2 separate regions of the Homo sapiens genome follow, and region 1 is linked to region 2. Evidence: read pairs that join two places in POLR2A ChIA-PET (ENCODE). Cell type or tissue: GM12878. All regions are shown on one strand. Links, peaks and the distances in the headings refer to the core of each region. The heading gives the core; the rest is flanking DNA.

The links. Peaks named below come from ENCODE experiments on the same cell type or tissue, not always from the same donor. Only the 100,000 strongest peaks of a DNase experiment are listed, where the experiment ranks them.
Region 1: POLR2A ChIA-PET joins it to region 2 with 5 read pairs; 2 of 35 experiments call an interaction of 5 or more read pairs at or near these places.

Annotation. Positions count from the first base shown.
Region 1 is chr7:141,050,578-141,057,694 of GRCh38, reverse strand. It overlaps LOC107986719 (a long non-coding RNA gene), which reads right to left and starts at 5,101. Exons shown (of 3, transcript XR_001744993.1): 1 at 5,006-5,101; 2 at 4,524-4,685; 3 at 3,095-3,134. LOC105375537 (a long non-coding RNA gene) reads right to left here and starts at 815. Exons shown (of 3, transcript XR_928053.4): 1 at 723-815; 2 at 225-337. It also overlaps the pseudogene RNU4-74P. RefSeq lists an enhancer at 1-138. In GM12878, for the core only: no CTCF peak of the experiment used is centred there; a DNase peak (open chromatin) is centred at 3,868.
Region 2 is chr7:140,835,373-140,842,489 of GRCh38, reverse strand. The region is part of intron 2 of BRAF (B-Raf proto-oncogene, serine/threonine kinase); the gene reads left to right. Among named protein-coding and RNA genes, the nearest start is that of BRAF, 86 kb to the left of the region's middle. In GM12878, for the core only: no CTCF peak of the experiment used is centred there; no DNase peak of the experiment used is centred there.

The sequences.
Region 1 (7,117 bases), core at 1,337-6,336, 210 kb before region 2:
GAGCCCTCTAACGTGGGGTTGGGAAGGGACCCTCTTGCTGGGGACTAAGGGCAGCCTAGCTGAAGAAACAAAAAAAGGAAGAAGTATTTCCTGAAACCTGGAACCAGGTTTGCCCAACAGAAGCTGGACCCATGGAGACACCTGTCTGGCCAGAGCTGGAGCCACGAAACAGATGCAGCTGTTGCTAGAGTTGCTACTTGTGGCAGAGAACAAGGGAGGAATACCTGGGCTTCTCCCTTTCTTCTATTCACCAATCTCTTGCCAGAACCTCCCAGGGCCTGCACTCAGCAGGAAGCCAGCTGACATGGGAACCTTGGGACACGCCGATTTCAGTCCACTGCAGTACAACAGAGCGGGGAAGGGCAAGGAACAGATGTTAAGGCAAACAGGACACGGTGAACTGGCACACAGTGAAACTTCAGAGACATTCCAATAAAATCAGGACCAAGATAAATATGCTGTCTCACATACGTATATATATGATGGTTTTTGAGATAGGGTCTCCCTCTGTCAGCCAGGCAGGAGTGCAGTGGCACACTTAACAGCTCACTGCAGCCTCCACCTCCTGGGCTCAAGCAAGGAGCCCAGAGCAATCCTCCCACCTCAGCCTCCCTAGTACCTGGGACTACAGGCATGCACCACCATGTCCAGCTAATTTTTTTGTATTTTTTTGTAGAGATGGGGTTTTGCCATGTTGCCCAGGCTGATCTCAAACTCCTCACCTCAAGTGATCTGTCCGCCTCAGCCTCCCAAAGTGCTGGGATTACAGGAGTGAGCCACTGCATCAGGCTACTATTTAATATATTAGAGGTCAAGAAAAGGGCAGGAAACAAAAATAAGTGTTATAACCATTGGAAAGGAGGATGCAAAACTATCACTATACACAGAAAATGACTGAAAATTCAAAAGAATAAACTAACAAGCTAGTAGCACTAATAAGAGAGTCGGATAAGATGGCTGAATATAAGAAAAATAAACAGATATCAATACTTTCCAACATAATAGCAATTAATTATCAGAAAATATATTGGAAAACTCTTCCATTCAAGATAACAAAAACTATAACACACTTATGAATAACAGTTACAAAGAAAGGAGAGGATATGAAGAAAACTACAAAACTTCATTGAGAGACACAAATGATATAAACAAAATGTAAAAACCTATCATGTTCTGGCCAGGCGCGGTGCTCACACCTGTAATCCCAGCACTTTGGGAGGCCGAGGCAGGCAGATCACCTGAGGTCAGGAGTTCAACACCAGCCTGACCAACATAGTGAAACCACATCTCTACTAAAAATACAAAAAAAATTAGCTGGGCGTGGTGGCGCCCACCTGTAACCCCAGCTACTCGGGAGCTGAGGCAAGAGAATCGCTTGAATCCAGGAGGCAGAGGCTGCAGTGAGCCGAGATCACACCACTGCACTCCAGCCTGGGCGACAGAGCAAGACTTTGTCTCAAAACAAAACAAAACAAAACAAAACCTACCATGTTCCTAAATGAAACAACTCAATACTATAAAAGTGCCGATGCTTTTCAAAGTCATTTATAGATTTAATACGGTGCCAATTGAAATCTCCATTTGTTTGATTTGGAACTTGAAAAAATAATTTTCAAGGTAATCTGAAAAAATATTCATGACAACAGCGAAAATATTATTATGGGATAATCTTTCATAAATATTAAAATATTTTTTAATCACAGTATTTTAAATAGTGTGATACCCACTTCTTAGACTCTGCATTCCCCATCCCAGAAGCCTCAGTATTTTTTTATAAATAAAAAGAACAAGACATGATTCATTAAAAATCATGAAAAACATGATTTGTAAGAAATTAGACCTGTAAGTGACTACAATTCCTCAAGATCTGGAAAAGTGAAAAGGAAATGGCAGCTGCCCAGCCAGGTTTTGACCTGAATGAGTGCACAGCGATGCCCCTCGGCCTATGCAATGCCTCAATGTTTTCCAATCGTTGAATTCTGGGCTGAGGAGGCATAGGTTATGTGGACAGCATCCCATTCTACTTCCAACCTGACTTCTGAGGCCGGATCCTGAAAGTCCTGATCACTTGCTACATTGTCTCCTATAGACTGAATTGTGTTCCCCAAAAATTCTTATATTGAAGCACTAATGCCCAATGTGATGGTATTCGGAGATGGGGTCTTTGAAGGTAATTGGATTTAGATGAGGTCATGAAGGTGGGGCCCTCATGATGGGATTAGTGCCCTTATAAGAAGAGGAAGAGACACCAGAGTTCTCTCTCTGCCACATGAAGACACAGTGAGAAGGCAGCTGTCTACAAGCCAGTATCTGAGCCCTCACCAGAAACTGACCATGCTGGCACCCTGATCTCGGACTCCCAGAACTGTGAAAAATAATTTCTGTCATTTACGCCACCTGGTCTATGGTATGTTCTTATAGTAGACTGAGTAGACTATGGCACCATTGCCCCCGTTTGAACCATAATGTGGAGGGTCTCCCTTACATCCTGCCCAATCAAGTGACATTTTTACATGTTGCAGGACAAGGTATTGACAGTTCTAGAGTGGGATAACTCTCAATTCCCCTTCTAGATATCCAGTATTTCCAGGGGAGGGGGATTTTCTACATATTACCAGGACTTCATTGTATCCTTTTCCTTTTTTATTTCCCCACATTGACAGCCATGGTTGCTGACCTCATTCATTCATTCTACACTTACTAGATGCAGGTACTCTTCTAGGTTCCTGGGAGACCTCCATGAATAACAAAGATCCCTGCCCTCCTGGAGCGTATATTCTACTATGGGAAACGGGTAAAAAGCAACTTAATAAAAAAAAAAATTTTTTTTTGAGACAGAGTCTCTCTCTGTTGCGCAGACTGGGGTGCAGTGGTGTGATCTCAGCTTACTGCCACCTCCGCCTCCTGGGTTAAAGTGATTCTCCTGCCTCAGCCTCCCAAGTATTTGGGATTATAGGTGCACACCACCATGCCCGGCTAATTTTTATATTTTGAGTAGAGATGGGTTTTACCATGTTGGCCAGGATGGTCTTGAACTCCTTATCTCAGATGATCTGCCTGCCTCAGCCTCTCAAAGAGCTTGGATTACAGGCATGAGCCACCGTGCCTGGCCATATTTTAAAAGATGATAAATGCTGTAGGAAAAAAAAAAGACCATAATGTAGGTGTTATGTAATGAATGTGTTCCACTGAAGTTTGTATGTTGATGCCATAATCTCCAGTGTGACTATATTTGGAGATAGGGTCTTCGGGAGGTAACTAAGGTTAGGGGGGTGGGGCCCTGACCTGATAGAACTGGTGACCTCATAAGAAAAGGAAGAGATCTCTCTCTTTCTTTCTCTCTCCACATGAGCACGGAGAAAGGCCACGTGAGGACACAGTGAGAAGGAGGCCATCTGCAAAGAGATTTAGCAAAGGCCAGGAAGACAGCCCTTGGCAGAAACTAAACCCACCAGCACCTTGATCTGGGACTTCCAGCCTCCAGAACTGTGAGAAAACAAATATCTGTTTTTAAACCACTCAGTTCATGGTGTCCAAATAAAAATCAAAGCACAGCCAAAGGGAAGTCATCATCTCAGACAAAGGGGGATCATCTCAGGAAAGACAGAAAATTGCACAATCCTTGGAGGGTGCGTGACAATTTTGTGGTGGATGGCTTTATTGACTATGCTCTCTCACTCTCTCTCACACACACACACACATGCACACACCCACAAACACACCCTGGCCCACCACAACACAGCCACATTAGCCCAGCCAACCCCAGACTCCAGCTTGGCAGTGGAGGTCATTCCTATCAAGGGGAAACTTGAGTGTGGGGATTTCCATTCTGCCACCACTTCCTGAAGATGCCCGCCTTACTAGGAAGCGCCCCACTCTAGAAGAGAAATTGCTTGTCAACAAAGGCCTGTGCAAGCCTCGGAGGCACAGCCGAGGGCGTTGCATTACAGAATGCTCACACGGCCGCAGCCTGCCACAGCTGACACAGGCGCAAAAAGCAGCTCACTCGTAACAAACCAGAGGTTGGCTGAGTAAGTCATAAGACAGTCATTCAATAGAATGACAAGCAGCTATTAAAATTAACATGTTGGTGTTATATTTAAGAATGTAGTGAAATACTCAAACAGATACTGGTAAGTGCAAAAAGTAAGATATAAAACTATGAGTAAAATCTGATCCAAATGTTGTAAAGAAAAATAAATGACAAGGAAATATACCACAATGTTAGGATTATTTCTGGGTTATTTTCTCTTCAAGGGCTTTTGTATTTTCTAGATTTCTACAGTGAACATGTATTACCATCTGAAAATAATGGCCATATTAAGATAGTAAAGGTACTCACATTCAAAGGCTTATATGTATGATTAATTCTCCATGTAGCCAGCCTTCCCGAAATTCCTACTGAACAAATTCATTCAAAAGCACAAAATCTATAAAGGAGCCATTGACATCCAAAATTAAAAGTACTCTCCTTAGAGATAATTCTGCTTCTAAGTGCTTTGAACTATATATTTTTGCCTTACTCTTTTTGACAGTGAAGAGTCTTTTCAGGAGGAAAAAAATCATGATTTTTTCCAGGGTTCTCTGTTCATTGCTTTCAATTTTCCATCCTTTTATGACATTTATGAGGCAAAGGCCATCTCCTCCCTCATCTGGTCAGTACGTTTCAGTCTGATGGGCACCTGCTGTAAAAAAGCACACGTATGGCACAGGACTTTACGTGACTTTGCCAAGTTTACAAGGCCAGCTATGGAGGGAACTGACAGGGGTGGAGCTCAAATCAGAACCGAGCTGGGGCAGTGGAGAGGGTAAGTCACCACTCCTGAACTAGTGGTGTCACAGAAACAGAATCAAGAAGCAAAATAATGGGACCCCAAACATCCACATGAGGAAAGAGAAAAGGCCAGAGAGGAGGCAGGAATTATGAACAGAAAGCAAGATTCTGGGACCAGTGAAAGGACAGTCTTGTGAAGAAAACCAGCACCCCTTGAACCGCCTCAGATACCTGAAAGTTAGGGCAAGTCAGAAGAAAAGCAATGAGCCAGCTACTCAGGCGGCTGAGGCAGGAAAATCGCTTGAACCGGGAAGACAGAGGCTGCAGTGAGCTGAGATCCCTCCACTGCATTCCAGCCTGGGTGACAGAGGGAGATTCTATCTCAAAAAAAAAAAAAAAACTATGAGCATCCAGCTCCCATTTGTTGGTGACCTGCTTTGTCACAACAGTCCTATGAACTGCTAATATCTTCATTTAATCAGATGAAGAGAGTCACTCAGAGAGTGGTTTGCCCAAGTTTATCCAACTGGTAAACAGTGGGGTGGGGATTTAAAAATCTAGATGTAGTTAACTACAAATCCCACTCTCTGTGCACTACGAATCTGTTTCAATTAGCAATAATTGCGCCTCAAATAAACCTCATTGGCTACCTTACTGCCACTGCACAAAGCTTATGAATCTGTTACAGACTACAGAACCAGGCAACAGTGGAAAGGAAGGTGACTCCTTAGAGTCAGAGATGAAGAAGGCATGGTAAGATTGTGGCTATGATATCCATTATGGTTGACCAACCAACCCCAAGAGGAAATCATCCAACATCACATGCAGTGACTGTTGAAGGATGATGATGATGAGTCTATCTGAAGTCTTTTCTCTGTCTTTGATTTTCTGCAGTTTGAATACGATATGGCTACATGTAGATATTTTTATATTTATACTGTTTGGTGTTCTCTGAGCTTCCTAGATCTATGATTTGATGTTTTGGAAAGTTCTCAGTCATTATGACTTCAAATAATTTTTTTATTCCTTTCTCTCCTCTCCTTCTGGAAGTCCCATTTTGCATATGTTACATCTTTTGTAATTGTCCTACAGTTCTTGGAATATTAAGTGCCAAGTTTTTATTACAAATATTATTATCAAGCCAGGCGCAGTGGCTCATGCCTGTAATCCCAACACTTTGGGAGGCCGAGGTGGGTGGATCACAAGGTCAAGAGATCAAGACCATCCTGGCCAACATGGTGAAACCCCGCCTCTACTAAAATTACAAAAATTAGCCGGGCATGGTGGTGCATGCCTGTAGTCCCAGCTACTTGGGAGGCTGAAGCAAGAGAATCGTTTGAACCCGGGAGGCGGAGGTTGCAGTGAGCTGAGATTGTGCCACTGCACTCCAGCTTGGGCGACAGAGCGAGACTCCATCTCAAAAAATAAATAAATAGATAAATATCATTTTTCTTATAAATATTATTCCAAATAGTGCTATTATGACATCCTTTATCTTTTCATACATCCCTGATTTGTCCTTAAAAAAGTTTCATTATAGAATTGATGGATGAAGACTTCAGATCTGTTCCACAGGGGCTTCTGAAGCCAGGGCTTTCAGTTCTTATGCTAGGACTCCTTATCTTACAGTCTGCTGTTCATTTTAGTGCTGTGCTAAAACTGTAGATGAGAGTACTAGTATCTTTGTCATGCAAGCCTTGGGACCTGTGATGGTTAATATTAAATGTCAACTTGATTGGATTGAAGGATACAAAGTATTATTTCTGGGTGTGTCTGTGAGGGTGTTGCCAGAGGAGATTAACATTTGAGTCTGTGGACCGGGAGAGGCAGATCTACCCTCAAGGTGGGTGGGAACCATCCAATGGGCTGCCAACACAGCTAGAAAAAGCAGGCAGAAGAAGGTGGGATACACTGGCTTTCTGAGTCTCCTGGCTTTCATCTTTCTACTGTGCTGGATGCTTCCTGCCCTCAAACATCACACTCCAGGTTCTTCAGTTTTTGGATTCTTGGACTTACACCAGTGGTCTGCCAAGGGTTCTTGGGCCTTCAGCCACAGACTGAAGGCTGCACTGTCGGCTTCCCTATTTTTGAGGTTTTGGGACTGGGACTGAGACACTACTGGCTTCCTTGCTCCTCAGCTTGCAGATGGCCTATCGTGGGACTTCACCATGTGATCCTGTGTGTCAATTCTCCTTAATAAACTCCCTTTCATATATACATATATCCATTAGCTCCACCCCTCTGGAGAACCCTGACTAATACGAGATCCCCACAAGACACCCATGAATACATGCAGACAATAGCAAAATGGTTTTATTCCTCTTACCAATAAGCCAACTTTTA
Region 2 (7,117 bases), core at 921-5,920:
GCTGAGTCCTAACTACTTCAGAATTTATGGTTGAATCCTACAGTCCCCTGTAGACTGATGAAGACAGTAACAGCTCCTGACATTTACTGAGTATTTACTATGTATCAGGTACTAATCATATATTAGTTCATTTAATCTTCAGCCTACCCTTTGAGTTACACTTAACTATTCTCATTTTCATTTTATAAATGAAGCAATTCAGGCACAGAGGGATTTAATAATATGGCCAAGGTTACACAACTTGTAATTGGTAGCCAAGGTTTGAATCCCAGACATTCTGAATTTACAGCCCATGCGTTTAATCACCGTATCATTCTTACACTTGGCAGCCTTTCTGATTTTTAGTCTATATAGAACCTAGAATAATACAGAGGCATTGTGTCAAACCCTTCAATGAAATTAATACTGGAAGCTGGATGCTTCCTGTGGAATGCAGAACAGTCCATTATATATCATTTATGGGCAGTTTGTAAGATTTCATTGTATCTTGTGAGAGTAAGAATAATTAGACTAAATTTAATTAACTAAATGATAAAAAATAAAATTTTTATTTCGCTGCTTTTTCTCATTACATTGAAATTAAATAGATCCTTAGATTTTTTTCCCTTCTGTTTTAATTGAGAAATAATTCACATACTATACGATTAACTTTTTAAAACTGTGTAATTCAGTGGTTTTTACTATATTCACCACTATCTTATTCCAAAACATTTTTATCACTCCCCAAAAGAAACCCTTTATGCATTAGTAGTCATTCCCTGCAGCCCCTGACAACCACTGATCTACTTTTTGCCTTTATGGATTTGCTGGTTGAAATATTTCATATAAATAGAATTATATTATGTGGCCTTTTGTGACTGGCTGCTTTTACTTAATGTAATGTTTCCAAAGTTTGTTTATGTAGTAGTATGTATCAGTACTTCATTTCTTGTTATGGCTGAATATTTCATCATACACATATATCATGTTTTGTTTATCCATTCATCAACTGATGAACATTTGGGCTACTTATATGTTTTTGCCATTATGAATAATGCCACCATGAACATTCACGTGCAAGTTTTTGTGTAGATATATTTTCATTTTTCCTGGCTGTATGCCTAGGAATAGAATTGCTGGGTCTTGTGGTAACTCTGTTTTACACTTTGAGGAACTAACTGCCAGACAGTTTTTCAAAGTTGCTGCACTATTTTGTATTCCTAACAGCAATGTATGAGGGTTACAGTTTCTCTCCATCCTCATCAACCCTTGTTATTATCTATTTGTTTTTTTAATTAAAGCCATCTTAGTAGGTGTGAATTGGTATTTCATTTGGTTTTGATTTGCAGTTTCCTAATGACTAATAATATAGAACATCTTTTCATGTTCTTGTTAGCCATTTGTATATCTTCTTTGGAGAAATGTCTATTCAAATCCTTTGCCCACTTAAAAAAACTGGGTTTGTCCTTTTATTACTGAGTTGTAAGAGTTCTTTAGGCCAGGCATGGTGGCTCACACCTGTAATCCCAGCACTTTGGGAGGCTGAGGTGGATGGATCACTTGAGTCCAGGAGTTCGAGATCAGCCTAGGCAACATGGCGAAACCCCGTCTCTACAAAAAATACAAAAATTATCCAGGCGTGGTGGTGCATGCCTGTAGTCCCACCTGCCCGGGAGGCTGAGATGGGAGGATCGCTTGAGCCTGGGAGGCGGAAGTTGCAGTGAGCCAAGATGGCAGAGTCACCCAGGCTGGAATGCAGGGGCACCATCTCGACTGACTGCAACCTCTACCTCCTAGGCTCAAGCCATCCTCCCACCTCAGCCTCCCGGGCAGCTGGGACTACAGGCATGCGTCACTGTGCCTGGATAATTTTTGTATTTTTTGTAGAGATGGGGATTTGCCATGTTGCCCAGGCTGGTCTCGAACACCTGGACTCAAGCAATCCTCCCGCCTTGGCCTCCCAAAGTGCTGGGATTACAGGTATGAGCCACCGCACCTGGCCAGGAGTTCTTTATATATTCTAGATAGTAGATCCATGACTTGCAAATATTTTCTCCCATTCTGTGGTATTTTTTCCCACTCTTTCAATTTTGTCTTTTGAAGTACAAAAGTTTAAATGTGGATGGAATTCCAATTTATCTATTTTAAAGTTTAAATGTGGATGGAATTCCAATTTATCTATTTTCTGTGGTTGCTGTGCTTTTGGTGTATCATACATGAGAGACCATTGCCTAATCAAAGGTCAGGATGATTTACTCCTGTGTTTTTTTCCTAAGAGTTTTATAGTATTAGTTATATAGCCAAAACAGGTTTAGTTGCTTGCTGCCTGCAGAGTCCAATTAGTAAGAGCAAAGTCTAGTATAAAGTGACTTTTTTATTCCAAAGTTAGCTTAAAGGAAGAAGACGTACAGGCTTCCTGCCTTAAGGGTACTGCTTCCCTGTTGGAGCAGAAAGTGGGTGCTTTTAAAGAAGGTGCCTACACGGGGGCAGAAATGAGCGGGTGGAAGATCTGCATATTCCCTTCGGTGCCTTCTTTCTCAGGCAGTCAAGTTGGTGGCTTCATGGGCAAAAATACCTCAGAGGTGGCTGAAAACTCTAGCAGTCTTACTTTTGGTTGTAGATCAACTATTACCTCTTGAGGCAACTTCCTGACGGGTGAGAGTTCCACTCAGGATTGTCTAAGCACATAATTAGATCAACTTGCCTTGTAGGGAATGTCTGGTGAAAAGGAGATAAAAGGCCATAATTGCATTTCTTTTATTCTTTTATCTTTTTCTTTTTGAAACAGAATCTCATTCTGTCACTCAGGTTGGAGTGTAGTGGCATGATCTCGGCTCATTGCAGCCTCTACCTCCTGGGCTCAGGCGATCCTCCCGCTTCAGCCTCCTGGGTTGCTGGGACTATATGTGCATGCCACCATGCCCAGCCAAGTTTCATATTTTTTTTAGAGATGGGGTTTCACCATGTTTCCCAGGCTAGCCTCAAACTCCTGGGCTCAAGTGATCTGCCTGCCTTGGCCTCCCAAAGTACTGGGATTACTGGTGTGAGCCACCACCCCTGGCATATAATTGCATTTCTAAAGAGCTAAGTAGGAAGTGGGGAGGAGGAGGAAAGAAAAAAATAATTAAACTTTTTCTTAGAAAAATGAGGGTGCTCAATTATATAATAGATATGTGACCCATTTTGTTTTGTTTTTAATTTTTGTAAAGATGGAGTCTATGTTGCCCAGTCAGGTCTTGAACTCCTGGCCTCGAGTGATCCTCCAGCGTTGACCTCCCAAAGAGCTGGGATTGCAGGCGTGAGCCAACATGCCTGGCCTATTTCGAGTTAGTTTTTGGATATGTTGTGAGGTAGTAGCCCAACTTCATTCTTCTGTGTGTGGATATTCAGTTGTACCAGCGCCAGTTGTTGAAGAGACCATTCTTTCTGCATTGAATTGTCTTGCTGGCTTTGTAAAAAAAAAAAATCAATTGACTGTAAATGTAAGGTTTTATTTCTTGTTCTATTGAGAAATAATTCACATACTATATTATTCACTTTTTTAAAGTGTGTAATTCAGTGGTTCTTAGTGTATTTACACAATGGACAACTGTCACCACTATCTGATTCTAAAATATTTTTATCATTCCCACAAAGAAACCCTTCATGCATTGGAAGTCATTCCCTCCAGCCCCTGACAACCACTGATCTACTTTTTGCCTTTATGGATTTACTAGTTGTACCTTGTTCTATTCTGTTCTATATGTGTGTTCTTATTCCAAAATTATTGCGCTGTCTTGATTACTATAGTTTTATAGTTAAGTTTTGGAATCAGGAAGTATAAGTCCTCCAACTTCTTTTTTCTTTTATAAGATTGTTTTGATAATTTCAAGTCCGTTGTATTTCCATATGAATTTTAAGATCAGCTTGTCAGTTTCTACAAAAAAAAATTGAGATTTTGAGAAGGATTGCATTGAATCTGTAGATCAACTTGGGAAGCGTTGTCATTTTAATGATATTAAGTCTTCTTAGATTCTTTTTTCTTTTTTGAGATGGAGTCTTGCTCTCGTTGCCAGGCTGGAGTGCAGTGGCGTGATCTCAACTCACTGCAACCTCCGCCTCCCAGGTTATCAATTATTACTAATACAAATATTTATTGGATTTTTGCTATGTGGTAGTCTCTACAATAATTTGTTTTACTTGTGTTATCTCATTTAATCCTCACAAAATTATTTTGAAGTTGAGAAAAATTTGCCATATAAAGAAGAGTATGATAAAATATTCTAAAGGAGATAAAGAGAAAGGATACCTCTTCTGGATTTTGACAAAGAGAGCTTAGAATTAGACTTTTTGAAAAATATTTAGAGTTTTGATGAGAAGGAATAGGGTTTTTGAACAACTGTCTCCTGAAGAAGTGGTATCTGGTATCTGCAGCATCTTGAATAACCAAAAGAAATGGTGGTGGTGGTTGTGGTTGAGGTTTGCACATATGTTGGAGTGGCTTGCTCATATTAGTAGAGTGAGAAAACAGAGGAAAAGGGAAAAGTAGATGATATGAGAGAAAACTGAGGGAATGGTAGACTAAGGCCCTAAACACCCAATATTAGCACTGAAGTGAGAGTAGAAGAAGAATGGGGAAAGATGTGGAGAATTTTGTAGATAAAGAAGTAGAGTAAACTTTTCATTTGATGACTTTGATCTTCAGAGTGGATTTGAAGGTAATGTTATTTTCAGAGTGAATTAAAAGTTGAAGGATGAAGTTAAGATCCAGAGAAGAATTAGGAAGATTGGAATAACTGTTTTGACTGTAATATGATGTTAAAAACAAGCATGATTTTCAGGCAGTAGTGTGAAGGACCAGGCAAATCTAAGTTCCATAAATTGATCATAGAACTAATTAGACCAGTTTTATTATTTTCTCCAACAGTGTGTGGTAACCTGACAGGAAAAAATAGAACAATTGAATGGTCAGACTTACCCAAAATTTGTATCTGGCAAGCTAGTTGATAAAATAACAAGAATTAGCCTGAAAATCTTAAGATATCACCAATGGCATTGTTGTAGTTGTGAGCCGCAAAGTATGTGAAGGAAGACAACAATGGCCAAATCTTAGCAACTGTTTGAGAGATTAATGTTGACCTTGAACAGATTAATGTAATGAGATAGACATTTAAGAAGTTGGGATAAGTATGTGTGCCCCAGGGGTGCGTGAGGTTCTAAATCGAGATCATTTCATCATTTTTATTGCTTTTGTAAAGACTGTGATGCTTCTCCGGGTCTTAAAGGTAGAATGGAAATAAATGCTTTTAGAGGTGAGAGGTTTAGAGAAATCTATGGCAGTGTTAAAAGAGTAATTGAAGTTCATATTGAATGCAGCAAGGGCAGTAGGTAAAATGAGCCAGGGGCCTTGGTAGATTGCAGCTTTGAGGATAGGGACAGATGGAATAAGTAGATGTTTTGTACTTAACAAAAGGAAAAGCTATTGATAGATGTGGTGAAGTGATAGTTTATAATCTGTCATGGAGGGATCAGTATACTTTCAAAAATTAAAGCTAACATTTTGGTAAGGAAATATGTTTGGAAAATTGTTCTTTTCATTACTTTTCCTAAGGTTTATTTTGTCTAGTAACTGTACTTGCTCAGGTGACAGTAAATAAGAATATTTTATCCATGCAGGAGGAACCTTTGTGTTCCAGACTGCATTTATGTGATCTTCAAAGAGTAGGAATTGTGTTTGTCTTATGTGTGGTTGTAGTCTGAGCCCTAACAGTGCCAAGCACATGTATCAGTATATATTTACTGAGTGATTGAAGGCTCAATAAATAAATTTTATTGAGAGAAGTATGCTTAAGTAATTAGGCCTTGGTACTGAAAGCTAAACCAAATTGTAGCTCAGAAAATTTGGAATCTATCTGTTTATAATGCCCTCATCTACTATGAAACAGGGTCTGGGTAGGGCAACTAGCAGGCTGTAAACAAAGAAGACCTTTTGATGAAGTTTAAATCTCTTCCTCAGTAGCTCTTGTTACTATTCCCCGCCCCCCTTATTTGTTCGAAAGTATGTGGTAAGATGCAGCATAGCAGGGTCCTGTGGCCCTTATTGAAATGAAATTTCTCTTTCATTCTCCTCTACATTTTATAATTCTCCCTTCCTCCCTTACATTCAGACTTGATAGCATGGCGTATATACTCTCTACAATCTATTCCCTTTCACCTTTTCAGCCTTATTGTTTCTTTACCTATTTTTCATTTAAATTTCTTTCTTTCCTTTTTAAGAAAACAGGGATGCTGCTAAAGCTTCATTTAAATTTCACAAACATATATTGATCTTTTGCTATGTCCCAGGTATTGTATGACATTGAGCTATACCTATCTATAGTTTTTCATGTGTCTTAAACTTTCTCGCCTTTGTTACAGAAAAAACAAACTCTTTGTTACAGAATTTTTCCCATATAGAGGATTCCTTCCTCCCTACTTTCTTCATCCATCTAAATGCCAACCTTTCAAGGCTGTCCTCCTTCCTCATTATTACTTTGTGTCAAGAATATTGTTTATTTCTCATGTACATCAGTTACACAAATAAAAATACACCCATCCTACTCCACTGCCCAACAGTAAACTCCTTGAGAGACGGGAAAGGCCATTTTAAAATATTTGCTTCTCTCTTTCATAAATGTTTGTAGTATTGCATCTATTTGAGATGGTAGGTAGAAATAGTAGAGCATGGTGTGAGTGAGGGGATTACCAATGCCAAAAAGAACTATGGACTTGTATATTCCAATTCGTTCAATGTCATTCTGTTCTTTTAAAATTTGATATCTTGTATGGTTGCTTGACTTTATAGCCTTCATCAAATGAAACTTCTAGGAAGATACTCTGATGGATAGTAGCCCCATAATTTCTTGGCTGTAGGGTATAAGCCACATTTTCAAATACAATTCTGTTTTTTTTTTTTCTTTTTTCACAAGGCTTACAGCTTTGCATACTAGTTCCAATCTCTAAGCAGCATTAGGTGGGGAAAGAAGTCATCAAACAGCCATACTGAGAAGAGTAAAGTATTTTAACTGATAACTATTCCAGAAAGAATGTGGCAGTTACACATCTTCTAAACCCTATTAAGGAGGTTTTGGTACTAACAGTGAGATCTGGTACTGTGTCC